6 separate regions of the Homo sapiens genome follow, and all the other regions are linked to region 1. A link is a loop called in an ENCODE intact Hi-C map of the cell type or tissue named here. Cell type or tissue: heart right ventricle. All regions are shown on one strand. Links, peaks and the distances in the headings refer to the core of each region. The heading gives the core; the rest is flanking DNA. Region 1 overlaps LINC01004 (long intergenic non-protein coding RNA 1004). Region 2 overlaps KMT2E (lysine methyltransferase 2E (inactive)). Region 3 overlaps SRPK2 (SRSF protein kinase 2). Region 4 overlaps KMT2E (lysine methyltransferase 2E (inactive)). Region 5 overlaps KMT2E (lysine methyltransferase 2E (inactive)). Region 6 overlaps KMT2E (lysine methyltransferase 2E (inactive)).

Region 1 (5,383 bases), core at 232-5,231:
TGGCTTTGATTTATAATCTTCCACCCCCACAAGCCTTGGCATTTACTGGGATCCTACAAAGAGGTTAAGGTGTAAAGCAGGAAGAAGCTTTTAAGGACAAGAGGGAGTTGGGGGTAGGGGCTGGGGTATGAAAAGAGAGTTAAGGAGAGGAAAAGCAATTATAAGAGACCACATGCGTAGCATAAATGAATGAGCACACGGGCAGGGAAGGCCCTGGCTGATTGAAGAACTGCTGAATGTGGTTTTGCCCGCCAAGGCAGTGCCTGTGGTTCTGTGATACAGCTTCCAGTGGGAGAGCTCCTTGCCCAATGCACTGTAATGAGGATAGCCAGTATGTGAACCCCCCTCCTGCTTTGTCAAGGTTTTTTATATGCTTGCACAGCTAGCTCTGTGTTCCCAGCTGTAAGGCCTGGGATTTGCAGTTTATCCCCTGGGGGGTAAATAATAGGAGCTGCAATCTTCTGCCAGAAAAGAACTTGCTTCACCAGCTTGGACACTCAGTTGATGATGAACGCAAAAGATTTTCTGGAAAATAAAATGAGATACCCCATGGGCCAACCTTTGAAAACTGTGAGGTGCCAAGTAAATGTGAGTCATCGCAGTTCTAATAATTATCAGGGCTAGGTAGGTGGGTTTTCTTGAAAAGGATGAAGCCTCAGAACTTATGGCTTAGTGCCTAAAGGGAGCTTCATGATTTTCCTTGCAGGAATTTCTGGAGACAGACAACTCAAAATTTTCCCTTTGGAGTTTCTGATGCAGTGTTGAATCCACAGATTCTAGAGGCAGACTTGGGTTGGAAGTCTGGCTCTGCCATTTATCTGTGTGAACTAGGGCAATTCTCCCCTCTGGAAAATGGGAATACTCTATTACTGGATGTGGTTGTGAAAGAAGTAGTGGATGTAAAATGCTTAGCATAATGTATAAGCATTAATAGAGGCACAATGCATGGTTACCTGTATCATGTACCTTTCATGAGAAAATTGGTCTGGTTTAGCACTGAGGCAATGGAAGGGAAGGAGAGACAACACTGTGACATGTCTAATATAAAGCACACAAGAAAAATAAGCAATGGGGACATTTATTATATACAGGCCCAACCAAAGATTCCAGGGACTCAGGGTGAGAAGCACCCAATGCTTTCCTCAAGCAACTGGGTTCTTGGAGAGCCCAAGAAGTACTGGTATTAAGTACCAAAGTCTATGTCTGTCAGTGCAGGAAAAGAACTATAGATGGTCATGTAGACTATGTGGAGAGAAGGTATCTCTTGGAATGTGTCTGAGGAAGTAAATTTTAGCTGTATAGCCTATGCAATGCTGAAAATGGGTGAGAATGGATGACGGCAGGATTCTAGAACCTACTATTGTCGTTGTCAGTAATGAGTCACAAAAGTCACATAGCGAACATATGAAACACACAGTATAATTATGCTGCTCATTTGCACACGGGTAACACAAATCTTGTCCACAGCCTGTTCCGAAGCTACAATCCAAAAAATGGCATTTGGCTTCTGCCTCAAATAACAGAAAGTTGAATCCAAATACAAATTTTTATACTAATTATTATTTTCTGTCATTCTTCATCTTGTTTGCTAACCATTTAGCTTGAATATTAACACAAATATTTGTTGACAGTGTGCAATTATATGCACTGTGAAGGATGCAAAGGAATTTAACATGTTCCCAGACTTCAGAATTGGCATCAATTGACTCAAAAGGGAACCAAAGATGAGTATCAAACCCAGGCCTTCATTCTTTATTTTTTGGTTCCTCTTTAACATTTTCCACTTTCCTACTAGCAGATTCTGACATCTGAGTCAAGATTACTTGTCTTTAATCATGTTAGTACTGACTCGATCTATTTATATGTTAGAGTAGCTAGCACTAATCGAGCTTCTACTATGTGCCAGGCATTCATGTCACAAGCATAGACCATTCAGTTAGTTCTCAGGACCCTATCTAGTATTTATTATCGTCCTCATTTTACAAATGAGAAAATTGAAGCCTAGAGATTAAAGAACTACTGTGAGGTCACAGCCTAATGTCTCATGGCTAGGAAACATGTAGGTGCAAAGAGGGGAGGTGGACTGAGATTTACATTTTTTCTAGCTGTTTGGAGTATTATCAGTTATAAGATAATGCACTAGAGGGCGCTAAATACACAAGCTTTAGCTGTTTCCATAATGCAGTTCCCACAGTAGTGAAAGATATATAATTGGTAATGGATGCAAGCCAAAAAGGCCCTCCCCAAAAAAGATGCAATTTATGATAACTGAGAAGCTGTATTTCTGTCCCCTCAATTAAGAAAAACCCTCATTTTATATTGAGCAATATTTATATTTTGTCTCTAATTTGATATTGATTGCTATTCAAAGTTCCTTTCAGTTAGAAGTTTAATTTTTCCTTGTTCTGCCTGCTGAATGACAAAGGGAAAGGGTAGAGTAACCTGGATGAAAATAAATTTTTAAAAATTGCACTGAGATACATTGCATCTTTTAAATTTTATTTAGCAAAGTTAAACATACATATATTTTAAAAGAGAAAAAGAGGAACTCACCCAACCCTCATATCCAAGAGCTTAAAATCACAGGAACTCAAGACCCATCCTCAACTTCAAATGCCAGTCATTATTTTAGAGGTAACTCAGATTTCTAAGTAATGCTTCTGTTTCTCGATTTATCAAATAGACATTATTTATTTTGTTTTCCTACATGAGAATTGAGTAGTTAACAGAATACCCATCTCTTATCAGTAACAAAGATTTACAAAATAACTTTTGTTTTTCATAATTACAAAAGCAATACATTATTATTGAAGAACATGTTTTAAAAAAAGACAAAAAGTAACAAAACTCTCCATTATCCCAACAGGCAGAGGAAGTTATTACCATTTTAATGCATATCCTTAACACATACATGTAAAAGATACATATACACATAAAAATATAAATGTTTAACAGAAATTACTTTGTACACAATATTTGATTAAACTATGATCTGTCTTCTTTCATTTTCGTTTTATTGTAGTAAAATTTACATAAAATGCATAAATCTTAAATCTATACATTTTTACATTACATAGAAATGTGTAATTATATACTCCATGCTCCCTCCCAATCAGTGCTGCCTCAAAACGAACTGCTCTTCTAATTTTAGAGCTTAACTCTTCTCGTCTCTATCACCACAGATTAGTTGTATTTTTAAGCTTCATGTAAAATTTTCCATGTCAACTTTGAAAACATGACAGTTAAAAGTTCTAAGGAATCTCCAGTTCTCCAACTGGTGTGGGAATCAGATAACTTGACTCCAGTGTGAATTGTGGTTACTGATGGTATCACTGAGTCTGTTATGGGCCACCCAGTCTTAAGGGCCAAGAATTTATGGCCCTGCAGGGATTGCAGAAAGAAACCAAACCGAAGTTCATAACTCAGCCTAAAAGGAGAAAGTTCTATTACTCAGTATCTCAAGACTAAGTGGATCATAAATGGTGTCACAAGTTTGCAGTTTTTTTTTCCTGTGGAAGATAATAATCTTTTGTATGTTTAATTCGTTATCATTGCCTTATAAATTATCACAAGCAGCACAGATAACTACTGGAGTCATCAGTGCAACTTAAAACAACAAAACTAGCATTTCTCACTTGCTGTTTTTCAGACACCTCCCATCATCTGCACCTGGTCCCCAAACCAGCTGTCCATGAGCAATGACAAAGAACTAAAGCGGGGATGGGGGAGAGGGGGTGTAGGGCCCAAGAGCTGGGGAGCATTATGGCTTGCTGTCAGCTGGCAGTCTAAGATGTACTTGGGAAGATGTTTCATACCCATTTTCCCTGTGAAATTAAAAATGTGATGCTACCAAACCTTTGCTTGTCCACCACCCTTAAAAGAATACTCATTCAGTACAAAGCCCTGCAAAAAGGAGTGAGCCAATTTGAATAAAAGCGGAAACTTCGTAGGAATTAGGAGCCTGAAAGGCTGCGTGAGAGATCGCAAACATATTGAGGCGTTCTTGAAACACCTGCTCTCTGATTACAGGTGGGAAAAGGCCATTCCTATGCCTTCTCCCATGGGCACGGCGAATCAAAGGCACTTTCCATATTTAATACGACTAATACGTCATTGGGCAAAGAGATACTCAATACATCCCCATAGCTTTTCCTTACTTTTACTTAACCTTTATGTCGGACGCTTTATGCCTAGTACTGTTCTAAGCGCTTTGCATGCATCATCTCATCAACCTAATATTTAATAAGAGGCTCGGATAGATTAACTTTTAAAATCTGGATACAGCTGGTTAAGGTGGCAGAAGAGTTGGAATTCAAATAAAAGCCAGTCCTATAGCAGGGCCATTATTGCTCCTGCCTCCCCTAGCTTGATCACGAAAAATGAGTAGTTCTTTCCTCTGGGCACACAGGACAATGAACAGGCGGGCTGCTGCCAGAATTTACCGAAGATGGCCGCTGTGCTGGGCTCGGAGTGAGCTGACGGTGTCTCAGCGAGAAAAGTCGGGAGCGGCAGCAGACTGCTTTTTTGGAGGGCAAGAGGGGAGAAAAGGGTTCAACGGAAAACGGGGGTAACATAAGAGCCCGAATAAGGGAAAAGGAAACCCCTGACTCCCCTAGCCACAGAAAGCGCTGGGCGGAAATGAACCGGCCTAGGACGCGCCCTGCGTGGAGGCAGGCCCGCGCGGCGGAAGTGCGTTTCTGGGGCTCCTCCTGAAGAATGCGGAGGAGGAACTGAGCTGGCGCGCGGGCCAGCTGTCCTCTCTTCTGATCCCGAAGACAGGATCGGATTATGGGTTGTTACCGGCTTGTGCGGCCCTGGGGGTTGCCGGTTCCTGGAGACGAGCTGCACCCCTGCAGTTTACTGGGCTCTTCTGTGACCCGCTTTCCGACCCCGCCTGGGGTATTCAGACCGGGGCAGACAAGGCCCTTCTGCCCCTCCTAGCGGCCGCCTCTCCTAGGCTGGAGGGCGGCGCCCCATATGACACAGAAGGCGGCTAGGGATACGCCCTGTACCATGCCGGCCAGTCTGGATTGCCCTAACGCCAGGCCCCGACTCGCTCTGGCCAGCGGGCATGCGGCGAGTTTGCCCCCGCAGCGCAGCCGCCCACAACTCGGTCTTCCAGAGGAGCGAACGTTCGGACTGCTTGGTAGTTTACTAGGGCAAAGTACCACCCCACCCCGAGCGAGCAAGCGGACCTCAGGAAAGGGGCTCCTTCTGTGTAAAGTGATCGGCAGGCCTTGCAGTGGATCTTCGGTGTCCATAGTTATATACCAATCACTATTTTGTCTACATCATTTGGACTGTGCAGAATGAGATGCCAATAATATATCACATACAGTAAAAGGGCTATTTTCACAAAAGGTCAAAACTGGGATATATAACC
Region 2 (5,383 bases), core at 168-5,167, 130 kb after region 1:
TACACACACATATCCTCTCCAAAGAATTTTTATCAGATTCAACAATTCTGCAGACTTCCTTTATAACCCCTACCAGTTACCTTGAAAGAACAACCAGGGTTAGTGCTTCTTCAGAAGGAATAGGAGCAGCTGCATATAGGATGGATCTTGGCAAATGGCAGGCAGCCACACTCACTTTGCTCCTTGGTCCCCTTTCCACCTGAAAGCATGCAATCCTGATAGCAGTTTGTTAGGGGCATGTTTTGGTACCTTTGGTAACCTGAAGTGACATTCTCAATGTCAATATATTATCTTCAACTCCTTGCCTTCTTTTCACCAATAAATTGCTGGAGACAAAGGAATTGAGTCCTTCAAATAAGGATAATAATCTCAGTTCTGGGAGCAGTCAGCAAAATAAGATTAACTTTTTTTTTTTTTTTTTTGAGCTGGAGTCTTGCTCTGTCGCCCAGTCTGGAGTGCAGTGGCGCAATCTCGGCTCACTGCAAGCTCCACTTCCCAAGTTCAAGCGATTCTCCTGCCTCAGCTTCCCGAGTAGCGCCCGCCACCATGCCTGGCTAATTTTTTTTTGTATTTTTAGTAGAGACGGGGTTTCACCATGCTGGCCAGGCTGGTCTCAGACTCCTGACCTTGTAATCTGCCCACCTTGGCCTCCCAAAGTGCTGGGATTACAGGCGTGAGCCACTGTGCCCTGCCAAGATTAACTATTTTCAAAGGTTAACACCAAAGTATTTTCCCAGTAGATCAAAAGCCTTGGTCTGACAGTACATGTTGACTATGAAGCAACAATGTAACTAGCAGTAGTTTCTTTCAATAGAGGATAATGTGATTTTTCTTTGAAAGGACTGCCTCAACTTCAGTGGAACAAGTCAGAGAAAGGAGTTATCAGAGAGCTTTACTTCTCAGTGATCACCGAAAAGATAAAGATAGTGGTAAGTGAGCTTGTTCCTTCACCAGAAAGTGGAATCAGTTAATCACTCTGCATCCTCGTTCTTTGCAGCTCTAATGTTCTCTTTGGGTCTGCTCTGCTTCATCTCTAGGGGGAGAATCACCATGTGTCTCATGTTCACCGAGTCATGTTCAGTCTTCACCTTCATCTCATTCAAATCACATACCCCAGTTGCAAGCTAAGGGCCCAGTCCCTTCTTTCAGTGAACTTATGGAAGGTCAGTAAGCAGATGACCGATAATGTTATTCTTAACAAATTTTAAAATCAGACAAGAGAGCCTTTATAAAAAGTTGGTTTGGATAGTAGAATGTATGTTGCTTTGTGGTGTTAAAACAGTGTTTATTGTGTAATTTTATACTTACTATAGGTTTCTTCTGCTTTATAGACCCTGATCCTGAAAATCCAGAACCCACAACTACGAATGAATGTCCATCCCCAGATACTTCTCAAAATACTTGTAAAAGTCCTCCAAAAATGAGCAAGGTAATAACATTGACCTTTCGATGGGTTCCAAAGGACTTTAGGTTGAGTGCAGAAAAGCTGATGGTTATAATATGCAGTGTTTTTCTGCTGTATCAAGTATCAACTTGTGACTTCTGGACACTTTTCCTGTCAGAAATACTCAATTGTGTTTACTACTGTTTGTTCTTCTTACTGAACATGTGATGGATAACTCTGACCAAACATTCAAGTTTTCTAAGCACACTTCAACAGCTTACATTTTCTTCAAATGTTCCACCTCTATTCTAGTGGTGTCCAGGAAATTCATAGCCTTGTCATGAAATTCTTAACCATCCAATTATCTAAAAACAAAAGGTCATTTTATCATTTAAAAGGAATGACATCTTCATCCTGGTTCATGAAGATGTAATAATCTAGTATGGCATGTAAATCATTGGAAACTAAAGACAAGGAATGTGAGATTTATCTTTTTTTGATGATTGACATTTAAACAGTCTTATACTTGGTTTATTTATATCTGAACAGTGTACAAGGAAAATGAAAAGGTATTAAAAATCAAAATGGTTTGAGGGAGCAAGTTCATTTACCCAAATCAATTTATCCTTAGGTTGGGTATAGAAATTTCAATTATAAAATTGAAACTTGCTATTGGAGTTCTTCAGAGTGAGGCTCAAAAACAGGTTTCATTGCTTAGGGGTAAAAAGGCAGAGTAAAGTGAAAGAAAATTATTTCCTCAACTTGTCTTCAATAAAAATTAACCCAGAGAATTCACTTTAAGCTCACGCTCATAACTTTTTGGAACAACTGAAAAATATTGGCCTTTTAACATCCCAAGCCTCCATAATTGACGTATCCAGGATGTTATTTCCTGCCCCCCATTAAAATTAATATTTAGGTAGTATTAAATACCAACAAGAATAAACCTCAAGGTACACAAAATGTTCCTTGAATGTATATAATTTGTTTTCTCTTCATAGCCTGGTTCACCTGGATCTGTAATTCCTGCTCAAGCACACGGGAAAATATTCACAAAACCAGATCCCCAATGGGACTCCACAGTTAGTGCATCCGAAGCTGAAAATGGTGTTCACCTAAAAACAGAGCTCCAACAAAAACAGCTATCAAATAACAACCAAGCACTTTCAAAGAATCATCCTCCTCAGACACACGTTCGTAATTCATCTGAGCAACTTTCACAAAAGCTGCCTTCTGTGCCAACAAAGTTGCACTGTCCTCCATCACCTCACCTAGAAAATCCTCCAAAGTCATCCACGCCTCACACACCTGTACAGCATGGTTATCTTTCACCAAAGCCTCCTTCACAGCAGTTAGGATCTCCCTACAGGCCTCATCATTCACAGTCACCTCAAGTTGGAACACCTCAGCGAGAGCCTCAAAGAAACTTTTATCCAGCAGCACAGAACCTTCCAGCCAATACTCAGCAGGCAACTTCTGGAACATTATTTACACAGACACCCTCAGGACAATCTTCAGCAACATACAGTCAGTTTAACCAACAAAGTCTGAACAGCACGGCACCACCCCCTCCACCTCCTCCACCTCCTTCTTCGTCTTACTATCAAAACCAGCAGCCCTCTGCAAACTTTCAGAATTATAATCAGCTCAAAGGTAGTCTTTCTCAACAAACTGTGTTTACATCAGGACCAAATCAAGCACTTCCTGGCACCACAAGCCAGCAAACAGTTCCAGGACACCACGTGACTCCAGGGCATTTTTTGCCCTCTCAGAACCCTACCATTCACCATCAAACTGCTGCTGCCGTAGTCCCCCCTCCTCCTCCACCACCACCTGCTCCAGGACCGCACCTTGTACAACAGCCGAATTCCCATCAGCAACACTCTGTAGCACATGTAGTAGGGCCTGTTCATGCGGTCACCCCTGGGTCGCATATTCATTCTCAAACTGCTGGACACCACTTACCCCCACCCCCACCCCCTCCTGGTCCTGCCCCTCATCACCATCCACCACCCCATCCATCCACAGGACTCCAAGGTCTACAAGCACAACACCAGCATGTTGTAAATTCAGCACCCCCACCACCCCCTCCGCCGCCACCTTCCAGTGTTTTGGCTTCTGGGCATCATACCACATCAGCTCAAGCCTTACACCACCCACCTCATCAAGGACCTCCACTTTTTCCTTCGAGTGCTCATCCAACTGTACCACCGTATCCCTCACAAGCTACACATCATACCACTTTGGGACCGGGACCCCAGCACCAGCCTTCTGGAACAGGGCCACATTGTCCATTACCTGTCACAGGTCCTCATCTCCAGCCCCAAGGACCAAACAGTATTCCAACACCTACTGCTTCAGGGTTCTGTCCTCATCCTGGCTCTGTGGCCCTGCCACATGGGGTTCAAGGACCTCAGCAGGCATCTCCAGTGCCTGGACAGATTCCAATTCACAGAGCACAGGTGCCACCAACATTTCAAAACAATTACCATGGGTCAGGGTGGCATTAAAATGGACTCCAAAAACATTTTTTTAAATGTTCTGTAAGATAAACTGTATATTTCATATGTACCTGTTAAGGTACTTTTTAAAGCTTGTACATGAACCTTTGTATAAAAAACACCAGTGCTCTTTCGTTGTATTTTTCTCATTTTTGCTTTTTAAAATTCCTTTAAAAAATGTGCTGTTAAGCCAGTATTAGGTATCTTTATTTTGTAAGTGAACATTCCAGCTGTTTTTTTCTGGCAGATCTGATGCTGATTTGATGCTGTATGATCTTTTTTTTTTTTTTAGTTAAATTCATTTAGTGAATGTTCTATTATTTTATACATACACATTAAGTACTCAGCTAAGTAATGGCACTATGAGGATTTTTTTTTTCTTTCCTGTCAGCAGCAGTTCTGTGAATGCATCTTAGGTATAAAAATGCAATACAGATTTTTATATTTTGGTGTGGACATGGCTCATTTTGTTTTACCAGTTATTTGCAAGCAAAATGTAATTTAATGTATAGATGATTTCTAATGTCTCCTGACAAACTGTAAATACTGCATTTCTTTTGCGTATATAATTGCTTACAGCTTTTCTCATTTGATATATAGCATTGTACATATGACAAGTCTTTTGCAAAACTGTGTGATCTTTGTGAAAGTAGTACAGTATATGACCTTTAATTTCTTTTTTATTTTAAATATACTGTCACACTGAAGCACTGGTTGGGCATTTTAATTCATGTTAATAAATCACAATTATGTCAGTTTTACCAGATTGTCCTGTACAACTTCTAAGATCGGGATCTGTGTGTTTCTACAGAAGTTCTAGTTTTCAAATATAGATTGTAAGGAGCCTTCAATTTTCTTTAGCGACTACTACCTCAGCAACAGGAGGCAGCAAGGGGCTGTTCCTGTGGTGGTTTCTGTTTGCATTTTTGCAGGAGCCATAGGAAACTACTGAAATGATTGTGCTGGGTAAATTAAGGATCTGGCATCATACAAAATGAAGCCAGACCACTAATGCATTACAGTAGTTCTTGAATACAAGGTACAACAACTGTTTGAAAATATGGGTAGTTTGCCCAAAACAGGAAAATTTGTCTTGGGTGTAAAAACTAAAGAAAAAAGGCATTATTCCTAGATCTCTCAGTGAAATGAAAATGGCCTCTTAAGTGAACGTTTTTATTGCTAAAATATAAAATGCTAGTTAGTTATTAATTATTAATCTTCAAAAAATTAAAAATTTCCCAGCCTTTGTCTTCTACCTCTGAGGATTCAGTAAGTACATCCAATAATAATGATACTGTTTTATCAATCAACATATTTTTCATCATCCAATTACCTGACATAATTTGGCACAGGATACAAATTCTGTGCATCAGAGAAAGTAAACACTAAAATGACTGCGTGACCTCATTCAGTCATGTTTTTACACTTTGAACCTCTATTTATTTCCTTTTGAAAATTAGCTAATGATGGTACATTAACGCAGCTCACTTAGGGCTCA
Region 3 (5,383 bases), core at 98-5,097, 350 kb after region 1:
TCAGGATTATGTTCAACTGTATACAGTATTTTTAATTCAAACAATACATTACAGAACAAAGAGTATTTTAACATTTATCCCTCATAAATGAAAACTGCTAATATTACAAAAAATAGCTCCATATTCCCTGAAAAGTATGTCCTGAGAGCCAATCTCTTTCCTGCTTTCCAGTAGTAGTTACTTTCTGCTCCCTGCTAGTTCATTTTGTACAGTTTTATGAGGGAGAGAGAGACAGAAGAGAATACACATATACATTTATTAACAATATTTGGTAATGAGCTTTTGGAAAATGTTTATAAACAGTATCATGCTTTATGTACCATTTACCAAACATTCTAGCCTAATGCTGTAATAACTGATCTAAATACCAACTAATATACTATATTTATACCATTATAACATATAAATATACACAGATTTCTTCCAGTCATTTATATCAGAAAATGCTATGATGTTTCTGAGTTTGTTTTTGTTTTGTTTTGTTTTTTTGAGACAGAGTTTCGCTCTTGTTGCCCAGGCTGGAGTGCAGTGGCGCGATCTCAGCTCACTGCAACCTCCGCCTTCCGGTTTCAAGTCATTCTCCTGCCTCAGCCTCCCAAGTAGCTGGGATTAAAGGCGCCCACCTAATTTTATTTTATTTTTTATTTTTTGAGACAGAGTCTCACTCTGTTGCCAGGCTGGAGTGCAGTGGCGCAATCTCGGCTCACCATAACCTCCATCTACTGGGTTCAAGCAATTCTTCTGCCTCAGCCTCCCAAGTAGCTGGGACTATAGGCACACGCCACCATGCCTCGCTAATGTTTGTATTTTTAGTAGAGATGGGGTTTCACCACACTGGCCAGATGGTCTCATCTCTTGACCTCGTGATCCACCCACCTTGGCCTCCCAAAGTGCTGGGATTACAGGCGTGAGCCACCACGCCCGGCCAATGCCTGGCTAATTTTTGTATTTTTAGTAGAGTCGGTGTTTCACCATGTTGGCCAGGCTGGTCTCGAACTCCGACCTCATGATCCACCCGCCTTAGTCTCCCAAAGTGCTGGGATTACAGGCATGAGCCACTGCGCCTAGCCCTGATGTTTCTGGTATTAAAATACGTATACAGTTTGGCTGGGCACGGTGGCTCACATCTGTAATCCCAGTACTTTGGGAAGCTGAGGCAGGAGGATCACTTGAGGTCAGGAGTCCGAGACCAGCCTGACCAACATGGTGAAACCCAGTCTCTACTAAAAATGCAAAAAAATTAGCCAGGTATGGTGGCACATGCCTGTAATCCCAGCTACTCAGGAGGCTGAGGCGGGAGAATCACTTGAACTCGGGAGGCAGAGGTTGCAGTGAGCCAAAATCATGCCACTGCACTCCAGCCTTCCAGCCTGGGATACAGACCAAAAAAAAAAAAAACAAAAAAAAAATTAATTAACTTAAAGAACACTACTTATTGGCTGGGCGCAGTAGCTTATGCCTGTAATCCCAGACTTTGGGAGGCCAAGGCGGGCAGATCACTTGAGGTCAGGAGTTCGATATCAGTCTGGCCAACACGGTGAAACCCCGTCTCTACTACAAATACAAAAAAATTAGCCAGGTGTGGTGGCACATGCCTGTAATCCCAGCTAATCAGGAGGCTGAGGAAGGAGAATCGCTTGAACCCAGGAGGCAGAGGCTACAGTGAGCCGAGATCGCACCAATGCACTCCAGCCTGAGCAACAAGAGCAAGACTCCGTCTCAAAAAATAAATAAATAACACTACTTATTATCAAATAATTATTAAACTTCTAATAAAGGAAGACAAAAAATTCCCAATTCCATGACTGATTATTTATAGCCACAAGATAATAAAGCAAACAATTGCATTATCATTCAGATTTTAAAAGAACTATGAGCAAATAATTCAATTATCAAAAATCAACTCATAGCTTTAAAATGAACCTTGGGCTGGATGTCGTGGCTCACATCTGTAATCCCAGCACTTTGGGAGACAGAAGCAGGAGAACTGGATGAGCCTAGGAGTTCCAGACCAGCCTGGGAAATACAGTGAGACCTCATTTCTACAAAACATTTTCAAAATTGGTCATGGTGTTGTCTGTCTCTAGTTCCAACTACTGGAGATGCTGAGGTGGGAGGCTCGACTGAGCCCAGGAGGTGGAGGTTGCAGTGAGATGGTGCCACTGCACTCCAGCCCGGGTGACAGAACAAGACCATCTTTTAAAAAAAAAAAAAAAAAAGCAGCCGGGCGCAGTGGCTCACATCTGTAATCCCAGCACTTTGGGAGGCTGAGGCAGGCAAATCACCTGAGGTCGGGAGTTCAAGACCAGGCTGACCAACATGGAGAAACCCCGACTCTACTAAAAAAAACAAAAAATTAGCCAAGCGTGGTGGCAGGCACCTGTAATCCCAGCTACTCAGGAGGCTGAGGCAGGAGAATTGCTTGAAGCTGGGAGGCAGAGGTTGCGGTGAGCCGAGGTCATGCCATTGCATTCCAGCCTGGGCAACTAGAGCAAAACTCCATCTAAAAAAAAAAAAACTTTGCTTATCGTATAAAAATAAAATATATACCAAATTTTCAAATTAAATAACATTTACTAAAGCCAAAAGCACAAAATGTTTATTTATGAAAAAAATCAAATGTTATCTTATTTACAATTTATAGTATTTTTCTTGAACTTTTCTTAAAAATAAATTTGGATATTGATTTGTTGCCACCTACTGGTTAAATTCATATTTGAATGGCATTTCACATCAAATATTCACTACAGTTAATAGAAAACACAGAGAAAAAAAGTAATGTTCTTTTCTTTACAACGTTTTACTAAACTACTATGATAAATTCTGCTTTGGAAAAGTCTGTAAAGTTACCTCACAAAATGGTGGCTTGACTTTTGACAGTATCTTCACTCAAATTTTTCTTTAGTGTGTTGGGACTGTTTTAAAATACCATTATAATTTATTAGAAATATAAAACCTTTAATGAAAATACTTTCAAGATGTTATTTTTAAATTTACAACTCAAACATGTATATGTACCAGTTTTTCAGAATATTGGAGTTATATAGAATTTAGGGTATTACCATCTTTTTACAGTTGATTTCTTAGGACTGAAAACCAAAAAAAAAGTTCTCATTACATTTGTTGTTATACGTCTTAAGTAAATTTTACTCTATAGCAATCTCTCCTCTAAATTCCTTTTTCATACTACACATTGAGGAAAGAGTCTGTTGTCTTACTGAACTACTTTTAAAACTACTTCCAGATTTTAAAAGCATAACAAATTTAACACTCTGAGTTCCCAATTCTAATAAATCAACTGTAAAAAGGCATTCCCTACAGTAACTGTGGAAATGTGAACATGGATTGAGTTTCTGTTTTTTGTTTTTTTGAGACAGGGTCTCGCTCTGTTGCCCAGGCTGGAGTGCAATGGTGCCATTTTGGCTCACTGCAACCTCTGACTCCAGGTTCAAGCAATTCTCCTGCCTCAGCCTCCCAAGTAGCTGGGATTACAGGCACCCGCCACCACACCTAGCTAATATTTGTAATTTTAGTAGAGATGGGGTTTCACTATGTTGGCCAGGCTAGTCTCGAACTCCTGACCTCAAGTGAGCCACCCACCTCGGCCTCCCAAAGAGCTGGGATTACAGGCATGAGCCACCCATGCCTTGATTTTTAGATGACACCAGAAAAATTATGTTAATTTTGTTGATTGTGATAATGCATTATGATTATGTAATAAATGCATGATTGCTGTGGGCTGAATTGTGTCCCCCCAAAATTCGTATGTTGAAGCCTTAACCCCCAGTGTGATATCTGAAGGTGGGGCCTTTGGCAGGTAATTAGGGTTAGAGGAAGGCATCAATGATAGTGAGGCTCATGAAGGGATTTTTTTTTTTTTTTGAGATGGAGTCTTGCTCTGTTGCCCAGGCTGGAGTGCAATGGCACAATCTTAGCTCACTGCAAACTCTGCTTCCCCGGTTCAAGCGATTCTCCTGCCTCAGCTTCCCGAGTAGCCAGCATTACAGGCGCCTGCCACCAAGCCCAGCTAATTTTTTTATTTTTAGTAGAGACAGGGTTTCACCATGTTGGCCAGGCTGGTCTCAAACTCCTGACCTCAGGTGATCCACCCACCTCAGCCTCCCAAAGTGCTAGGATTACAGGCATGAGCCACCACCACTGGCCTCATGATAGGATTATATAAAGAGAGACACCAGACAGCTTGCTCCCTAACTCTCCTAAGCGCGATGGCACAGTGAGACAGAAGGCATCTGCAAGCCAAGAACAGGGCCCTCCTGGAACCTGACCATGCTGGCAGCCTGATCTCAGACTTTCGGCCTCTAGCACTGTGAGAAAGAAATGTCTGTTGTTTTAAGCCACCCAGTCTATGGTATTTTGTTATGGCAGCCCGGGTCAACTAAGACAGTGATGTATATAGAAATATGTAAGGGAGAAATAATATGCAAGAGATATAACAATAATATGCCAACTGCTTTTAAATACAGTTGCAAAAAAGAAAAAAAATGGAACAAAATCTTAATGATTGTTAAATTTAGGTGCCAAGTACTTAGGGGTTTCATATGCTATCAGCTCAGTTTCTAAGTCTGAAGTTTCCTATAATTAAAAAAAACTTTAAAAAAGAAAGAATATTAAAAAAAAAAAAAACTTTTTCAATGTAACTCCTAGAACCAAAACCCTGAAAATAAAATGTTTTAAGATAAAGTACTAATTTGAAATTATTACAAGGCAAAAATAAAAGGTGAGTAGAAACTTTACCATCTTTAAATAAATTTAGTAAAAATTGTTACAAGTTTTTTTGTTTTGTTTTGTTTTTTGTTTTTGAGACAGTCTCCCAGGCTGCAGTAGCATGATCTCCGCTCACTGCAACCTCCACATCCCCAGCTCAAGCGATTCTCCTGCCTCAGCCTTCCGAGCAGCTGGGATTACAGGCGCAGGCCACCAGCACCACCACGGCTGACTGATTTTTTTGTAATTTTAGTGGAGTCGGGGTTTCACTATCTTGGCCACACTGATTTCAAACTCCTGACCTCAGGTGGATCCACCTCAGGTGATCCACTCAGCCTCCTAAAGTCCTGGGATTACAGGCATAAGCCACTGTGCCCCGCAGATTTTTAAGATAATATGAAAGTCCAACCTAAGGGTCTCAAGCTAAAAGCACTGACCTTAAAGGCTAGTATTCTGTTGTAATTAAGTGGCCTGTTCAAATCACTTTTATCAGGGGTTAAATTTTCTTAATTATGAAAGAGAAATAATTTTTGAATCCTGTTGTAAATAGGATGATTTTCATTGTATATATCCAATAAATTATTGTTGAAATATTTCACTTTTTTCCTGTAGTTTGGAACTGTTTATTTTGACCCTTTTTGGTTATAATAGTTCTCAA
Region 4 (5,383 bases), core at 84-5,083, 120 kb after region 1:
TTTTAAGATCCTGATCAACTCTAGAAGATTATGAACCATCTCTAAATACAGGATTTTGCTCTGACTATAAATTAGCTGTAGTGTTTACAGGGGAGTTTGATTTTTTAATTGAATGTTTATATCATATAGTTTTATCTCTGACCAAAACAAGAAAATATTTCTTGTATCCCAAACAAGAAAATATTGGACTATGTCAGACTCTGTTGGCATAAATTCATATTTACCTTACAACACCCAGGATAATCATACTACAAAAAATATCTTCCTTGGGTGCCCACCTGTGGGTAGTTTTTTATTTTACACATACAATGATTTTTGCCAAGACAAGTTTGTTTCTTCTGGAAAAATGTACTTTCCCCAAATTTTTTATTTTAAATTTTTTGAAAAGAAATAACCATAGTAATTAATCCCTCCTCTCCAACCAGGTTCATCAGGTAAAGCGCAGTTTGGGAAAATGATCTTTTTAGTTACTCCAAATTTCTCCTCTTCTACATTCAGGGTTTTAGAGAAGCCCTGATAAAAACAGTTTTACAGAGAACCACAAGACAAAAAGGGGTAAAGGTAATTTAAAAGCCCAAAAATAAGGAATTTTGTAAGGAAAGAACTCAGCTGTAAAACTTTCAGTGCCAGTGAACAAGTAGAACCATCTTTTGCATGTGCTATTGTAGTGTTTGCCCGTCCCAGACTAGGAGAAGTGAGATACAGATACGTAATCCATGAACAAAGAACCTTACCTCTTTGGACCTCAGTTTCCTCAGAGTCATGTTTGCAATATGGAAATTTGCTGTAACAAATTAGAAACTTAGAAGTATTATTAGAGTACTTTTGTTGACATAGTATTTTGTTCCCTTGCTGAGTGTAACAACAACAACAAAAATACAGGAACAGGTAAACAGTAGTTTCCAAAGTGTAGGTATCTTGAGGCTTGAATCTCTGCTGGTAATTACTGGAACTAAAGCTCCAATATTGAGAAGACTGTGGCATCCAGACCTTGAGTTTCTGATCTTTCTTCCTCACATCGATGTGTAATAAAGGAGGAAAGACAAATGGATCTGAGCCTCAGGACCTGTGGTTCTTTTCATTTTAAGAACTGGACAGTTGATGGATGTGGTTCCTGGTTCTGGTTTAGAGCTGAAGCATCTGTCAAGGCTCTGGGTCTTACTCTTAATGTTCTCTTTGGATAGAGAACTGATGCTCAAAGGAACACTTGGCTGTTTCTCAGTCCCTGTCTTGAATTGTCAGTGAAGACAGGAAGAGCAGAAGGTAGAGGAATACTTTATAAGAATTACAATGGAGGGCAAGAGGACTAAAGTAGAAATAATAATTAACATACAGAACGCCCACCATTTTCCAACTACTGTTTGAAAACCTCGTATTTTCTGTTGGAACCAAATAACAACTCAGAGAAGTTCATCATAAATGAACTTCTTGCCAGACTTGAAAAGAGAGAAGAGAACAAGCTTTGGAAAGGATTTTATTACCCACATCTTACTGTCTCAGAAAGGTTAACTTGCCTGGAGTCACAGAGATACTTACCAAATGAGAATCATAATTTTTAAATGCAAGACTTTACCTCACAACATCCTGCTGCAGTATGCCAATAATATACTCACTCAAGTGCATATGAATTTTACCTTTTCAACATATCATTACCTTAGGGATTTTGGATCTTTTTTTAAAAGGCTGATTTCTGTATTATTAAGAGAAAAGATTTTCGGTTTGGTAAAACAAGGTAATTTTTGAGGCTTTTTTGTTTTGTTTTACCCTTATCATTAACACTCAGTCATCCAAGTGTTTCCTTCATGAAATATTTGCAATAACAGGGCTTACCAAGATGATGGGAATTCTGAAAGGTCTTCAATGAACAGAAATGTTTTTTCTCCCCATATCCACCAATAATAGAAGTAGTTTGCTGATAGTATCATAGCAATTATTTTTTACATTTATCACAAACATTTGGACTTAATTTTACTTTTGAGCATTGATATTTATGATGTCACTTAAAATTTAAATTTCATAGACAAGAGAAGAAAGAAAAATGGAAGCAATTTTGCAAGCTTTTGCCAGACTTGAAAAGAGAGAGAAAAGAAGAGAACAAGCTTTGGAAAGGATCAGCACAGCCAAAACTGAAGTTAAAACTGAATGTAAAGATACACAGATTGTCAGTGATGCTGAAGTTATTCAGGTATTATTTATTCAGGTCGTTTTATTTTCTTAAACACTTTAAAATAAAATGTCTATACTTGCATTAATTACTTATAAGGAATTTAAAATAATGTCTATTAGCTTTTTAATAGCATTTTTCAGATCCTATGGGAGTTTCAGCTTGAGATAAAAGACTATATATTATCTCTGTTCTTTATTATATATCAGAATTCAAAAATTCCAGAAAGTTGGCTTCTGAAGTAGAATAATGCTATTATATTTAAACTTTATATATATGTAGTATAAAAACTTCCATTCGCTTGTATTTTGAATTAGGAACAAGCAAAAGAAGAAAATGCTAGCAAGCCAACCCCTGCCAAAGTAAATAGAACTAAACAGAGAAAAAGTTTTTCTCGGAGTAGGACTCACATTGGACAGCAGCGTCGGAGACACAGAACTGTCAGCATGTGTTCAGATATCCAGCCATCTTCTCCTGATATAGAAGTTACTTCACAACAAAATGATATTGAAAATACTGTACTTACAATAGAACCAGAAACTGAAACTGCACTAGCAGAAATAATTACTGAAACTGAAGTTCCAGCACTTAATAAATGTCCTACCAAGTACCCCAAAACAAAGAAGGTATGATTCTAATGAATGTAAGAACTGTTTTTCTAACAGTTTCTTATATTAATTATATTGTTGTTTTAAAAATTGGATTTTTAAGACCTCATAATAATAAGAGGCAGTTTTTATACTTGCAGATTTTAAAACTAAGAATGAGAATTCCAAAACTGTAAAATTAATATAAATGTTTGCATTACTGTGAAGATAAAGTTACATTCAGTTTATCAGGACTTTTATGGTATTGCAATTCATGATTTCTTTAAATAAGTTTGTCTACTTTATGTACAAAATATATACTTCTCTGAAACTGGTTTTAGATGTGTTATCCTTTATATTTTTATAAATTTCATTGTATAGGTAGATTATAAGAATTAAATGTGAAGAAATTGATTTCCACAGAATGTACTATGAAAATTTGTAAGAAAGAGTAGTTTTAGGTGTAATTATTAATAAAAATCTCTGAAACACTACTGTCAGACTTAAGCAATTACGGTAAACAGCCTGAGCTTTTTCAGATCAGAAATAACAGAACATCCTAATGAAGCTGCTCTTTGTCTCCCACTCTGACTGGAGTACAGCAGATTGGGGCAGAGATACTAAAGTGTGGTAATCCTTATGCTGTTTAGGGGTAGATCATGAATGTATACTTCTCACACACTTTACTTTGAAATTTCATTTATTCTGTCTTTGTTCTTACCTAATTCAGTACAGTTTGTAGGCATGCTGCTAAACCATGACATGTACATTTAGTAAAATTCTAGTATGAACCCAGGATTATATTTTAATAGCACAAGTTAAATAATTTACTTGCCAAAGTCGCAGGTTTCATTAGAGACAATCTAAACACAGTTGTTTCTAATTAAAAGTCTGTACTCTCCTTACTGCACCGCCATAGCTTAAGCAACCCAATATTTGCCTGTAACAATGGACAAAAAAATTCTAACTTTGTAAAGTGAAAAGAAAAAACCTCAGGCTTAAAAGAAGTGAAACTACTTTCTCAATTACAAATATGACATAATCCCTACCTTTTATTAAACTTTTAACAAAGTTGTGGTACGATAAATTTATTTAAATCCCTGGTCTGAGATGTAGGCTTCTACATCCTATCTGATTCTCTTAAAAAGCCTCTTTTGCCTGCAGATTTTGTTATTTTAAACAACATACTGTTTGACAGAGTACCAAATTATCATGATTTCCCCTAAAGGCCTCATTCAGTTTAATAATACATGTCACTTTTTCTGTGCCAGATACTGTTCTAAGAGCTTTATGTATGTTATTGAACTTTTAATCTTCATAACAATCCTATTTATAGAACTAGGTTCTATCACAACCCTTCTTTTACAGATAAAGATTGAGATATAAAAAAGTTACTTAACTTGCTCATGGTCATAGTGTAAATGGCAAAGCCAGGATTCACCCTCCTGGCAGTCTGGCTCCAGACTCCATGTGTTTCACTACTGCAGTCCTAGGAATGGAGTTCTATATACAGAGAGGGACAGAAAAGATGCTAAAATGTTTACAGTGGTTACCTTTGGAAAAAAGGATGGGTAGATTTTTAAAATGTGTGTGTTTCTGTGTGTGTGTGTGTGTGTATATATATATACATATGCACATTTATATATACTAAGTTCTGTACATTTTCTTTTTCTTTTTTTTTTTTTTTTTTGAGATGGAGTTTCGCTCTGTTGCCCACGCTGGAGTGCAGTGGTGTGATCTCGGCTCACTGCAAGCTCCGCCTCCCGGGTTCAAGTGCTTCTCCTGCCTCAGCCTCCTGAGTAGCTGGACTACAAGCGCGCACTACCAAAACCAGCTAATTTTTTTGTATTTTAGTAGAAACAGGTTTCACCATGTTGGCCAGGATGGTCTCCATCTCCTGACCTTGTGATCCACCTGCCTCAGCCTCCCAAAGTGCTGTGATTACAGGCGTGAGCCACCACACCCGGCCATATTTTCTATAAGTTACATTTACGCTTGGAAATTAAAATATCATTTGCTAACTAGGTAACAATATGAATGGTTACTCGTTTTTTTTAAAGTAGTAATTTATACTTCAGGGTCAGGTATATTCATATAGCCAATAGAGACTGTATTATGTATGTTGTAGATCAGAGAATCAGCAGAATTAATGACTATGAAAAATTTCAAAGCACAAGAACCTTAAGAGATATTCCAAACCCCTTATATCAGGGATTGTCAATGGTGACTTTTAAATATATATGTATCGTGAGCCAGGTGTGGTGGCTTATGCCTGCAATCCCAACATTTGGGGAGGTTAAGGTGGGAGGATCACTTGAGCCCAGGAGTTCAAAACCAGCCTGGGCAGCATAACGAGACCCTGTCTCTACAGAAAATTAAAAACAAAAAAATTAGCTGGGCATGGTGGTGCACACCTGTAGTCCCAGCTAGTTGGGAGGCTAAGGTGGTAGGATGACTTGAGCCCAGGAGGTCGAGGCTACAGTGAGCCATGATCACGCCACTGCACTCCAGGCTGGGCAACTCACCCTTTCTCAAAAAAAGTACTGTGCACTGTCCTCATCTCCAGGAGATTCTGATGGGCAGCTATTGTAGGAAAACACTGCCTAAAATCAGATTTTTCTAACAGATGGAA
Region 5 (5,383 bases), core at 147-5,146, 81 kb after region 1:
AATAATGAATAATTCTTAATGTAACAGCATAGACATTAGCTGAATATTGATTTTCTTGTTGTTGTTTTTTTTTTTTTTTTTTTTTTTTTTTTTTTTTGGAGACAGAGTCTTAACTCTGTCGCCCAGGCTGGAGTGCAGTAGCGCAGTCTCGGCTCACTGCAACCTCTGCCACCTGGGTTCAAGTGATTCTCCTGCCTCAGCCCCCAAGTAGCTGGGATTACAGGTGCCTGCCATCACCCCTGCCTACTTATTGTATTTTTAGTAGAGATGGGTTTTCACCATCTTGGCCAGGCTGGTCTTGAACTCCTGACCTTGTGATCCACCCGCCTCTGCCTCCCAAAGTGCTGGGATTACAGGTGAATATTGGTTTTCAAAGTACAGTCATGCACACATAACAACGTTTCAGTCAACACCAGACCACATAATACAATGGTGGTCCCATAAGATTATATTGGAGGTGCCGTCTACACGTGTACCATTTTTTATCTTTTTTATTGTTTTTTTACTGTACATGTTTTTTTCTCTTTTTAGAGACAGAGTCTCATTCTGTTGCCCAGGCTAGAGTGCAGTGACATGATCATAGCTCACTGTAACCTCAAACTTCTAGGCCCAAACAGCTCTCCCACCTCAACCTCCCAAGTAGCTAGGACTACAGACGTGTGCCAACACGCTTGGCTAGTTTTTTTTTTTTATTTTTAATGTCTGTAGAGAAAGTCTTGCTATCTTACCCAAGCTACTCCTGAACTCCAGGCTTCAAGTGACCCTCCTGTCTCAGACTCCCAAAGTGTTGAGATCATAGGCATGAGCCACCACACCCAGCCCTTATTTTCTATGTTTAGATGTGTTTAGATACAGAATACTTAGCATTGTGTTACCTACAATATTCAGTGCATTGTGTTACCTACGATATTCAGCGCATAACATGCTGTATAGATTTGTAGCCTAGGAGCAATAGTTATGCCATTTAGCCTAGGTGTATAGTAGGCTATACCATCTAGGTTTGTGTAAAGTACACTCTATCATGTTCACACAACGGTGAAATCACCTAATGATGTATTTCTCAGAATGTATCTCCAATGTTAAGCAAAGCATGACTATATTCAGAACATAATGGAGACTCTTCACAATCTCCTTTAGAACCATTAGATAACCTCAGTTTGTATCTCCTCTTTTTGCTGATTCTGGCACACAGCGCTTACAACAGCAGCCACTGAGAGCTAAATTGAGACTTCGTGAAGGGATGACAGTATATTAAGAAGCAGTTGACTGTAAAAAATGTTTTTTATGCTGCTAGTCTCATGACTAATCAGAATATAACCACTAAATATCCTTAAACTAAATAATAGTGCAAATAGTACTAAGTTCTAATGTAAAGTTTTAATAGGAGGTAGGATAAAGATTGTCATGAAAAATTTTTCAAGTGATGTTATAGTTTTGTAAAATAAAGGCACAGAAACAAATCATGTTATTGAGTATTTGCAAGGGAGAGATTAATTTTAGTGTGAACTGACCTCAGATGTAGGTTCACAACCTTGTTGATCAATAGGAATTAACCAAGTAGAGCTCAGGAGGATTGGTAAGAGTAAAGAAGTTGGGAAAGTGATGTATGTAAAATGCTAGGCCAGGGAGCTTGTAAGTCAACAACAGTGGGCAAATTGTATCAGTAGTTGATCAGTCTCCATCATCTAAGACCAGAATTGCTCATCTTACAGATAGCTGTTTATGTTTTTTTTCAGGTATAAATCCTGGTTTATTTTGAAACTTCCTATTACTTAAGTTTACTGACATTTCCAAGGCTTTATTATATTAATATCTGGTCACACTCAACACATGCATATATTTTTGAACACTGAAATGCATACTTCAGTTCCATTTGAGGTCCATATAGATTCTGTGTGTTTTAGTCTTGCTTAAATTATTTCTACTACTTCTTTGCACCCCTTTGCTAGTTTTCTCAGTGCCGTAGGGTTTATTAAATAATAATTGGACTCTAGTAATTTTTTTTAATGAGAGAGAGGGAAACTATATTTGAAATTGGATTGGGACATTTATTTTACTTAAACAGAAGTTTGCTTATGACACATAATCTAGATGGGATATATCTTATCTATAGTGTATCCACCTGCTGTAAGTAGATACTGTATTTGTATAGCCATTATTTTGCTGTAAGTACTTTATCATTTTAATTAAATTGATTAAGAGGAAAAAAAAAGAATGGAATTCTCTTTGATGCAACTTTTTCCCCCCAGACCAGAATCCGTAGAAGCTAGCCCTGTGGTAGTTGAGAAATCCAACAGTTATCCCCACCAGTTATATACCAGCAGCTCACATCATTCACACAGTTACATTGGTTTGCCCTATGCGGTAAGTGTTAAACACTTCTTTGAAAAAACATTTTTAAATTTAGAGATTGAAAGTAGATGCATGTGATACTGTGCTTGAAACGGCATGTTTGAAAAGCATGGTTGTTTCATACTATCAAAATAATTAGGCGTTTAATTTTTCATTAACCATTAAGCGATTAAAGTTCTATAAAAGTGAACTGTTTCTCTTATTATTTTGCAATTTATGCTGTTAATAGTTTGATATTATATTTCTTTACTTCCTAAAAGAATGCAGATAAGGTTGTATTGTACTACCTACTATTAATTTTGAATTATATAGTAATTAATTTTGTTTTAATTTTTTGATTTTTAGTTTTTGAATTATATAGTAATTTATATAGTAAATTTTATAGTTACCATTTATTGAGCCCTTGTTATGTGTCAGACATATATTATTTAATCATTAAAAACAACTTCATGAGATGTAGTTTTCATCTTTTATTTCATAGGTGAGAAAATAAAAGCCTATCTAACTTATTAAATATTGCATATCTAGTAAGAGGCAGCATTTAGATTCAAACGTAATTACATAACAACACATTTATGATACTATGGAGGTAGAATTATGAGATACTTACTACTTGGACCAGAATAAAAATTACTAAATTTAAAAAACTATATTATATGTTTTATAGTGATAAATATGTCTTGTTTTATTATTCTTTAGGCTCCATATTTCTGAGATGTGTGTTTTTCTTTTTCTTTTTTTTTTTTTTAACACTTCTATTCTCACATCTTAATACCTTCTTTCATCTTGGAGGTGGAGCTATGTATGTGACCATAGGAACGTGAAGATATGATTTGGTAGGGAGGGAATGAAATTTGGATGTGAATGTGACCACTCCCACTTTGTAGATAGATATATTCACTTACTGCTGTGGTTTAATAACTGGCTTCACCAAGTCATTTTTTTAATGGTATTAAGGAAGGAATGAGCCAGTCTCATATCTCTTGAGTATTGAAATTAAGGGTTGAATTTTATTTAAGTTGCTTGGTTTATATCATTGTTGAAATTAAATAATATTGTGCTATATTTGTGTTTAATTATTCAGGACCATAATTATGGTGCTCGTCCTCCTCCGACACCTCCGGCTTCCCCTCCTCCATCAGTCCTTATTAGCAAAAATGAAGTAGGCATATTTACCACTCCTAATTTTGATGAAACTTCCAGTGCTACTACAATCAGCACATCTGAGGATGGAAGTTATGGTACTGATGTAACCAGGTGCATATGTGGTTTTACACATGATGATGGATACATGATCTGTTGTGACAAATGCAGGTAAAATATTTTACACCATTATTTTATTTTTCTTGAATGCTGATAACCTTTGGTAATGTTGGAAAAGATAACTAAAGTCACTTTCAAGGGAATTAATGGATACATATTTTAAGTGGGACTTCTACTATTGATGCAGTCCTAGAAAAAGCCTCCTATGTGAAAAAAGAGTTTACTAGAAATCCCTGTTGTTAACTGAGTAATAGACAGTCAGTTCTGAACTTTTTTTCATGTAGGATCACATTTTTCTGTTCACTTAGTTCAATAGTAGTACAAGTACATAAACATAGCAGTAGACAAGATAGAAATGAGAGAATTTAGTCTTTTGTATTTCCTTTGGAATAATTTGTGCTTAGTCAACTGTGATTTTCCAGTTTGCGGAAATTAAACATTTTCATTGATGTTTGTTTGACCTGACTCTCTCACCTCCTTTTGACTTGAACCTTGCAGCACTCTGGAGTCTCCTTGAACCAGAACCACAGTCTCCCCTCCCCCAACCCTGGTTCAGCCACCAAGAAAGGCCTCCTCCCCTAGAGAAGGTGTGATTGGGACAGAAAGTGGGGTTTTGTATCATTTTTTTTTCTTGGTTTTTTTTTTTTTTTTTTTTTTTTTTTTGACTGGGGGGAAGGATTTGGGGAGGATGAAGAGGGAACAGTAGGATTTCAGCCTGAAAGTTACTGAGTTTATCCCCTGCATAGGGTGGGAAGCGCAGAGTACTTACGCAGTGCATTGTAGAGAGCAAGAAAGTTGGGGAGCTTTACAGAATTTCCTGGGTCTGGTCATTATGGTGTTGCTTAATTATTTGATGTGATGCAGTATGGCATATACCCATATTTGAATGTAAGTATAAAAATGGACCCTAAAGCCAAGTATTACTTTGAATTACTTGTAATATTATCCCCATCTATTAGATTAGGTGATTAGGAGTTGAATATTATTGATACAAACATGCAGTTAGCATTATGTTTCAAAAAGTTTGTTTACTCTTGCCAAAAAATGAGAAATTCAAATATTAAGTGGAATGTAAAATTTGATATTTTTATGGAAAGTTGTAATATTAACACTGAGTTTATCTTAATAATAAAAACATATTGTAGTACCTTTCCAAATGTAAAAATAAACTTTCATAACCTGTAATACATTCTACCATGAATAATGACTTCAGTAAATTTATTTAGGAGGTAAATTAAAAAACTAAAAATACAGTGACACTTTGCTTTCCTCATAGTAGAAAATGTCAAATCATATTGTAGCCAGTCATATAGAAAAGCTTTCTCTTGGCTGATTTTGTCTAATGTGATAAATTACATACTTTGGTATGTAATTTTTATTTTAATACATAATCTTAGCAGTGTTCTTCTTTTGATATAACGGCGATGGTCTATATATAAGATACAGTTATCTCTATTAGAGAATAGTAAAATTGTCCTTAGGAGTTTTTATATCCATCTACAAATTATTGAAGGACCAGTTCACAGTTTTTGGATTATTCAAGTTATTTGCTTCTCAGAGAGTACTTTTTGTTATGACTCTAATATTTGTTACTCTGTTTTTCTGTTGCTCAGCCTGTAGTCTCCTGGAAGGCTCTATTCTAACTTTACGTTGGCTCATTATTTTTACATGTTCCTACTACTTATACTCATCTCTTTGAAGTCTGACATCCACAGCTCTGATTATTTATTCATATTCTAGCTTTGTTTCTTCTGTTGTCTGCATGACA
Region 6 (5,383 bases), core at 69-5,068, 110 kb after region 1:
CACATATTTAAGGGTGGGATGTTTGAAAGGTTGGTCATTGTTGGCTGGGAGCGGTGGCTCACACCACTCACTTTGGGAGGCCAAGGTGGGTGGATTACCTGAGGCCAGAAGTTCAAGACCAGCCTGGTCAACATGGCAAAACCACGTCTCTACTAAAAATACAAAAATTAGCCAGGCTTATATTCCCAGCTATTCAAGAGGCTGAGGTGGAAGAATTGCTTGAACCTGGGAGGTGGAGGTTGCAGTGAGCTGAGATCATGCCACTGCACTCCAACCTGGGTGACAGAGCAAGACTCCATCTCCAAAAAAAAAAGTTTGGTCATTGTTGACCTACTTAATATGTGCCTGTTTGTATCACCTTGATAGTTTTCTAATATTGATGAATTATTGATACTCAAAATTCTGAAAACTATAAAGAACTGTTTCAGAGCCTTAGGATTTTAGGAACACTGGTCTGTTGAGACAAGGTAGTATTAGAAGAAAAGCAAACAGAAAATATTAGAGGAGTTTATAAAGGAAGAATTCTTGTACCTAAAGGGATTATCTTGAACCTTTTTTGAGATTCAATTATATATAAGTTATGTGTGCCTTTTCAAGTTACCTATGGCTCTTTATTGAGTATTGATTTTTAGTATTGTTCTGTTTATTCTTCAACTGACACAGCCTTGTGCTGGGAATTTTTAGGAAACCAATTTAGAGTATTACTTATTTCTGTGTGTGGCATGTGTCTGGTGGGAGGAACCTCTTCTGTAACTGGCTTTAAGGGCTGTAGTGACCACTTTGGAGAAAAAATGAAATAAAAAAAAATCATAGGCCAGGCGTGGTAGCTCACACCTGTAATCCCAGCACTTTGGGAGGCTTAGGTGGGAAGATCACTTCAGCCCAGGAGTTAGAGACCCACCATGGGCAATATAGCGAGACCTCATCTGTACAAAAAATTTAAAAATTAGCCAGGTGTGACAGTGCATGCCTGTAGTCCCAGCTATTCAGGGTGCTGAAGCGGGAGGATCACTTGAGTCTAGGAGGTCAAGGCTGCACTGAGCTGTGATCCTACCACTGCACTCCAGCCTAGGTGATGACAGAGTGAGATCCTTGTCACAAAACAAACAAACAAACAAAAACAGAAAACCAGTGGGGGTTTGTTCTTTGCCCGTAAATACAGTAATTTTATTCAGATTGAATTCTCTTTAAAAACATTTGTATGGGGCTACTTTAAATATATATTCTTCTGTAAATGCTGACAATGTTAGTGGATCTTAGAACATCCTCATTTCCAGATGCCAGAAGAAAATTGGATATTTGCTGGGCGCGGTGGCTCACGCCTGTAATCCCAGCACTTTGGGAGGCCGAGACGGGTGGATCATCTGAGGTCAGGAGTTCGAGACCAGCCTGACCAATATGATGAAACCCCATCTCTACTAAAAATACAAAAAAGTTAGCCGGGCATGGTGGCATGTGACTGTAATCGCAGCCACTTGGGAGGCTGAGGCAGGAGAATCACTTGAACCTGGGAGGCGGAGGTTGCAGTGAACTGAGATCACGCCATTGCACTCCAGCCTGGGCAACAAGAGCGAAACTCCATCTCCAAAAAAAAAGAGAATTGTATACTCAATGTTAAACTTGGTGGAACTTAGAAAATATATATGTATATTGGCTTACTTACTTGGAATCCATTTTTGGTCCTGATTTTGCTTATTAGTATGCTATAGTAAGATGAAGAATACTTCAAAGTTTTTATATCCATTTTAATATATTCTGTCATCTGCCACTAAGGTGGATATGAAACTGAGTATTTTTCATGGGAATAAAATGTGGAAAACTTGCAAAGTATAAATGTCTTTAATTTGGTATTTCGAAAGGATATGAAATTAAAATCTAAAAATCCTTGGCTGCTGACCCATAGCTCTCCAAGTTATCACAATTGTTACTTCTAATTAGTTCATTTGCTTTGATGTTTGCATTACAGAATTTTTTGATGTAGTCAAATAAGCAGAATGAAAAATCATGCATCCTAGGATTCCTAAGCAATTAGTAGAGTTCCCCACCCCCAAGTATTAGTATTATATTTGGTTTTGAAAAGTTTAAAATGAATCACCTTTTATTTTCCTAGTCTTGATTTTTATATTGGTTAGATTAACATCAGTAGTCAGAAAGATAACGTCAAGTCAAAAAGTGACAAAGAGGGACAACTAATACTAGGTAGAATAAAGATGGTAGCATACTACTCTTGAGAAACTTACGTCAAACTGATTTAAATTTCCACCTGTGACAAGATAGACTTCCAAACCATTATGGAGATACAGGTTGAGTATTACTTTTCCAGGACCAGAAATTTTCCAGGATTAATATTTTGGAATATTTGCATTGCACTTACCAGTTGAACATCCCAAATCCAAAAATCTGAAATGCTCCAATAAGCGTTTCCTTTGAGCACCATGTTGGCCATCAAAAAGTTCTGGATTTCAGAGCATTTCAGATTTAAGATGTTCACCTAGACTCGGTATCATGTATTTATCAGATTGGAATACGACGAGTCAGTAATAACATCCTCCCAGATAAACTCCATGTAATCACCAAATTTAAATGTACAGTAGTCCCTCCTTACCTGCAAGTTTGCTTTCCCAGGTTTCAGTTACCCACTGAGGTTCACAATATTAAGATATTTTGAGAGAGATATCACATTCACATAACTGTCATTACAGTATATGGTTATAATTGTTCCATTTTGTTATAGTTACATATGTATAGCAAAAAACAGCACTGTATATATAGGGTTCAGTACTATCTGCAGTTTCAGGCATGCTTTGGTGGTCTTGAAATGTATCCCTTGTGAATAAGTGGGATCTACTGTACTTCACCCTATCCTTTTGTAGTACAGCTTGAAAAATACAAAATTGGCAATTTTAACCTGTATACATAATTTCATATACCACTGATTAAAATCATGCTGAATTTCCAAAAAGTGCACCAGGGTATTTATGTATTTTGGTTGTTGGCTTCATTTTTTTAAATGAGAATGGAAGATAAGGCAGTATCTCTGCTTTTAGAAGTATTCACAAAAATAAATACAACTCAGCAATAAGTGAAGGAAATATAAATATGATACATAGCTTATAGCTGGAGAGAGATCAGATTGTCTCATGAACTCTAGGTAATACATGTTTATATTTATGTATATTTAATATATTTTTGTATTTATATTTATGATGGACCTTTTGAGTAGGGTTTAACCAAATACAGGTTAGCTTATGACAAAGTTTCATGGAATGTATTTTTCCAGGGGGAAATCTTGGAGAGAGCTGTAAATATATTTGGTTGGGATTATAGGCTGTTTTTGGAGGAGGAGAGGGCTACTAGGGAGATAAAGTTGGCTATAGGTCACACAAAATACTCAGGGATGAAGATTTCATGAAAGAATATTTATGTGGCCAAGATGGAAGGCCTTTTCATTTCCAGTTCCATTACCTCTACCCCTTTTGGCCTTTTGGATTTTTCTTTTATGAACATTTTCTTTTTCCATCCATGATATTTTGTCTTTTTTATCCTTAAGAAGTCGTTACCTGCTTTTACAAAAGCAAATTTGTGGCTAAGTTATGTGGAACTGCATGGTTATTGTACGTTAGGAAAATCTTACCATAAGCCCAGTAGACTGAAATACAGTAGACTGTTTATACTCACTAGATTCCAAAAACCAGGGCACTACTGAGTGTCCTCCTAGTATATTTGTGGAGGTGGGGCTAGATGGCTGTAATCTTCTCATATAAACAGTACATGTGGAAGGGGATTAGATACTGGGGGGTATACCTGTAGCTTAAAGTGATCATTTTAAAAGCAGCAAACTTCTGAAAGATTTAAATACTAAAAGAGACTTGTTGCTGGGCTTGGTGGCTCACGCCTGCAACCCCAGCACTTTGGGAGGCCAAGGTGGGTGGATCACTTGAGTCCACGAGTTCGAGACCAGACTGGGTGACATGGCAAAACTCCATCTCTACTAAAAATACAAAAATTAGCCAGGCATGGTGGCACATGCCTATAATCCCAGCTACTTGGGAGGCTGAGGCATGAGAACCACTTGAACCCAGAAGAGGAGGCTGCAGTGAGCCAAGATGGCATCACTGCACTCCAGCCTGGGTGACAGTGAAAGGCTCAAAAAAAAAAAAAAAAAAAAAAAAGACACTTCCTCCCCCATTTATAATGGCATGAAAACTGTCTCCTTTGTAGTTTTAAAATATTTCCAAAATAATTTTTCATAACCCTCATAATGTACTTTGGGAATACAATCTTGGTAATATTTGATGGCCTATATTATCAGATTGCTTAAAATTGAGTCCACAGAAGATGATTCAGTGTGGTCTTCATATTTAAAAGGACGGACATTTGAGAAACGGTGAAAGGGTATGACAAGGAAGTCACGTAGGCAAGAGATTCCTGGACTTGTCAAGCAGGTATTATAGTCTAGTCTGGAATTTTTATACCACCACAACATAAACTTCATGAGGGAAAAAACTTTCAGTTTTATTCATTGTTGTAGCCCTAGCTCCTAGGGGAATAAAAAATGGTGGGCAAAAAAGTAGACCATCAATAAATGAGCTAACTGAATGTTTATAACAACCACTTGAGGAAAGATAGACAGACAGATACAGGCCCATGAATGTGAACTGAATGAAGCTTCCCTGTAGTTCAGGTAATGGATGATCTGGAGGCCTTGCCCTGAATTGTGCAGGATTCCCCACAATTTTCTCGGCTTTCATCCTTCACATCAAGTATTCCACGCAAGTATAATTTGAGATGCTTTGTGAAAAAGAGCCGTGACCAGTTTACTGTGATGAGCACTATACTATATTCTTCCTTTTCAGATTACCAGTGTACATGTGTTTAAAAACTTGACACAATTGTCAGATTTTCCTAAACTTGTATACCCTTGCAGTTTCTTGTGGATAACACCTTTGACCCCCACAGAGTGTTATTCAGTGGAACAGACTCTGTGGGAAAACACTGCAGAATCCATGCTGTTACTAAATGTCTCTAGGAAAACTTGACTGACTTCATTTAGAAAATCACTTTAGAATATGCAATGCTTTAATAATAAAATAGGATAAGTTTGTTGCCAGAAAAGTCATCTGGTGACAGGATTTGAGATGTTATCCAACTCCCTGTTCTGTCCTCCGTTGATGCTGATTTTTTTTGTAAGGTCCTGTTTTCTCTAATTGTAGAGACTGGGAATTTTATTTCTAAAGATAAGTAATTAATGACATTGTGGTGTTAGTGAAAGGGAACCTGTTTATTATTTTTTTCATTTTTTTTGAGACGGAGTCACACTCCGTTGCCAGGCCTGGAGTGCAGTGGCACAATCTTGGCTCACCGCAACCTCTGCCTCCCGGGT

Evidence for each region. A loop is a pair of places that touch in the nucleus more often than their neighbours do. Peaks named below come from ENCODE experiments on the same cell type or tissue, not always from the same donor. Only the 100,000 strongest peaks of a DNase experiment are listed, where the experiment ranks them.
Region 2: it touches region 1 in a loop (2.8-fold over the local background); 25 of 110 quality-filtered maps call a loop at or near these places.
Region 3: a loop joins it to region 1, with 5 times the contacts of the local background. A loop is called at or near these places in 33 of 110 quality-filtered maps.
Region 4: a loop joins it to region 1, with 3.0 times the contacts of the local background. A loop is called at or near these places in 36 of 110 quality-filtered maps.
Region 5: it touches region 1 in a loop (2.7-fold over the local background); 15 of 110 quality-filtered maps call a loop at or near these places.
Region 6: a loop joins it to region 1, with 2.3 times the contacts of the local background. A loop is called at or near these places in 32 of 110 quality-filtered maps.

The regions. Positions count from the first base shown.
Region 1 is chr7:104,979,265-104,984,647 of GRCh38, forward strand. It overlaps LINC01004 (long intergenic non-protein coding RNA 1004), which reads right to left. Exons shown (of 1, transcript NR_039981.2): 1 at 2,483-5,383. Among named protein-coding and RNA genes, the nearest start is that of LINC01004, 9.2 kb to the right of the region's middle. RefSeq lists enhancers at 4,261-4,350, 4,651-4,950. In heart right ventricle, for the core only: CTCF peaks have their summits at 2,151 (motif pointing right), 2,357 and 4,932; DNase peaks (open chromatin) are centred at 4,707 and 4,847; H3K4me3 peaks cover 2,052 bases; H3K27ac peaks cover 5,000 bases.
Region 2 is chr7:105,109,440-105,114,822 of GRCh38, forward strand. KMT2E (lysine methyltransferase 2E (inactive)) reads left to right here. Exons shown (of 27, transcript NM_182931.3): 24 at 841-929; 25 at 1,038-1,163; 26 at 1,332-1,429; 27 at 2,386-5,383. The coding sequence ends at 3,894. It also overlaps a transcript of SRPK2 not described here. Among named protein-coding and RNA genes, the nearest start is that of KMT2E, 98 kb to the left of the region's middle. In heart right ventricle, for the core only: no CTCF peak of the experiment used is centred there; no DNase peak of the experiment used is centred there; H3K27ac peaks cover 732 bases.
Region 3 is chr7:105,333,451-105,338,833 of GRCh38, forward strand. The region is part of intron 2 of SRPK2 (SRSF protein kinase 2); the gene reads right to left. Among named protein-coding and RNA genes, the nearest start is that of SRPK2, 53 kb to the right of the region's middle. In heart right ventricle, for the core only: a CTCF peak has its summit at 2,718 (motif pointing left); a DNase peak (open chromatin) is centred at 4,275.
Region 4 is chr7:105,099,405-105,104,787 of GRCh38, forward strand. KMT2E (lysine methyltransferase 2E (inactive)) reads left to right here. Exons shown (of 27, transcript NM_182931.3): 16 at 2,021-2,185; 17 at 2,482-2,790. Among named protein-coding and RNA genes, the nearest start is that of KMT2E, 88 kb to the left of the region's middle. In heart right ventricle, for the core only: no CTCF peak of the experiment used is centred there; no DNase peak of the experiment used is centred there; H3K27ac peaks cover 2,467 bases.
Region 5 is chr7:105,059,915-105,065,297 of GRCh38, forward strand. KMT2E (lysine methyltransferase 2E (inactive)) reads left to right here. Exons shown (of 27, transcript NM_182931.3): 4 at 2,250-2,364; 5 at 3,437-3,666. Among named protein-coding and RNA genes, the nearest start is that of KMT2E, 48 kb to the left of the region's middle. In heart right ventricle, for the core only: no CTCF peak of the experiment used is centred there; no DNase peak of the experiment used is centred there; H3K27ac peaks cover 1,206 bases.
Region 6 is chr7:105,092,100-105,097,482 of GRCh38, forward strand. The region is part of intron 15 of KMT2E (lysine methyltransferase 2E (inactive)); the gene reads left to right. Among named protein-coding and RNA genes, the nearest start is that of KMT2E, 81 kb to the left of the region's middle. In heart right ventricle, for the core only: no CTCF peak of the experiment used is centred there; no DNase peak of the experiment used is centred there; H3K27ac peaks cover 638 bases.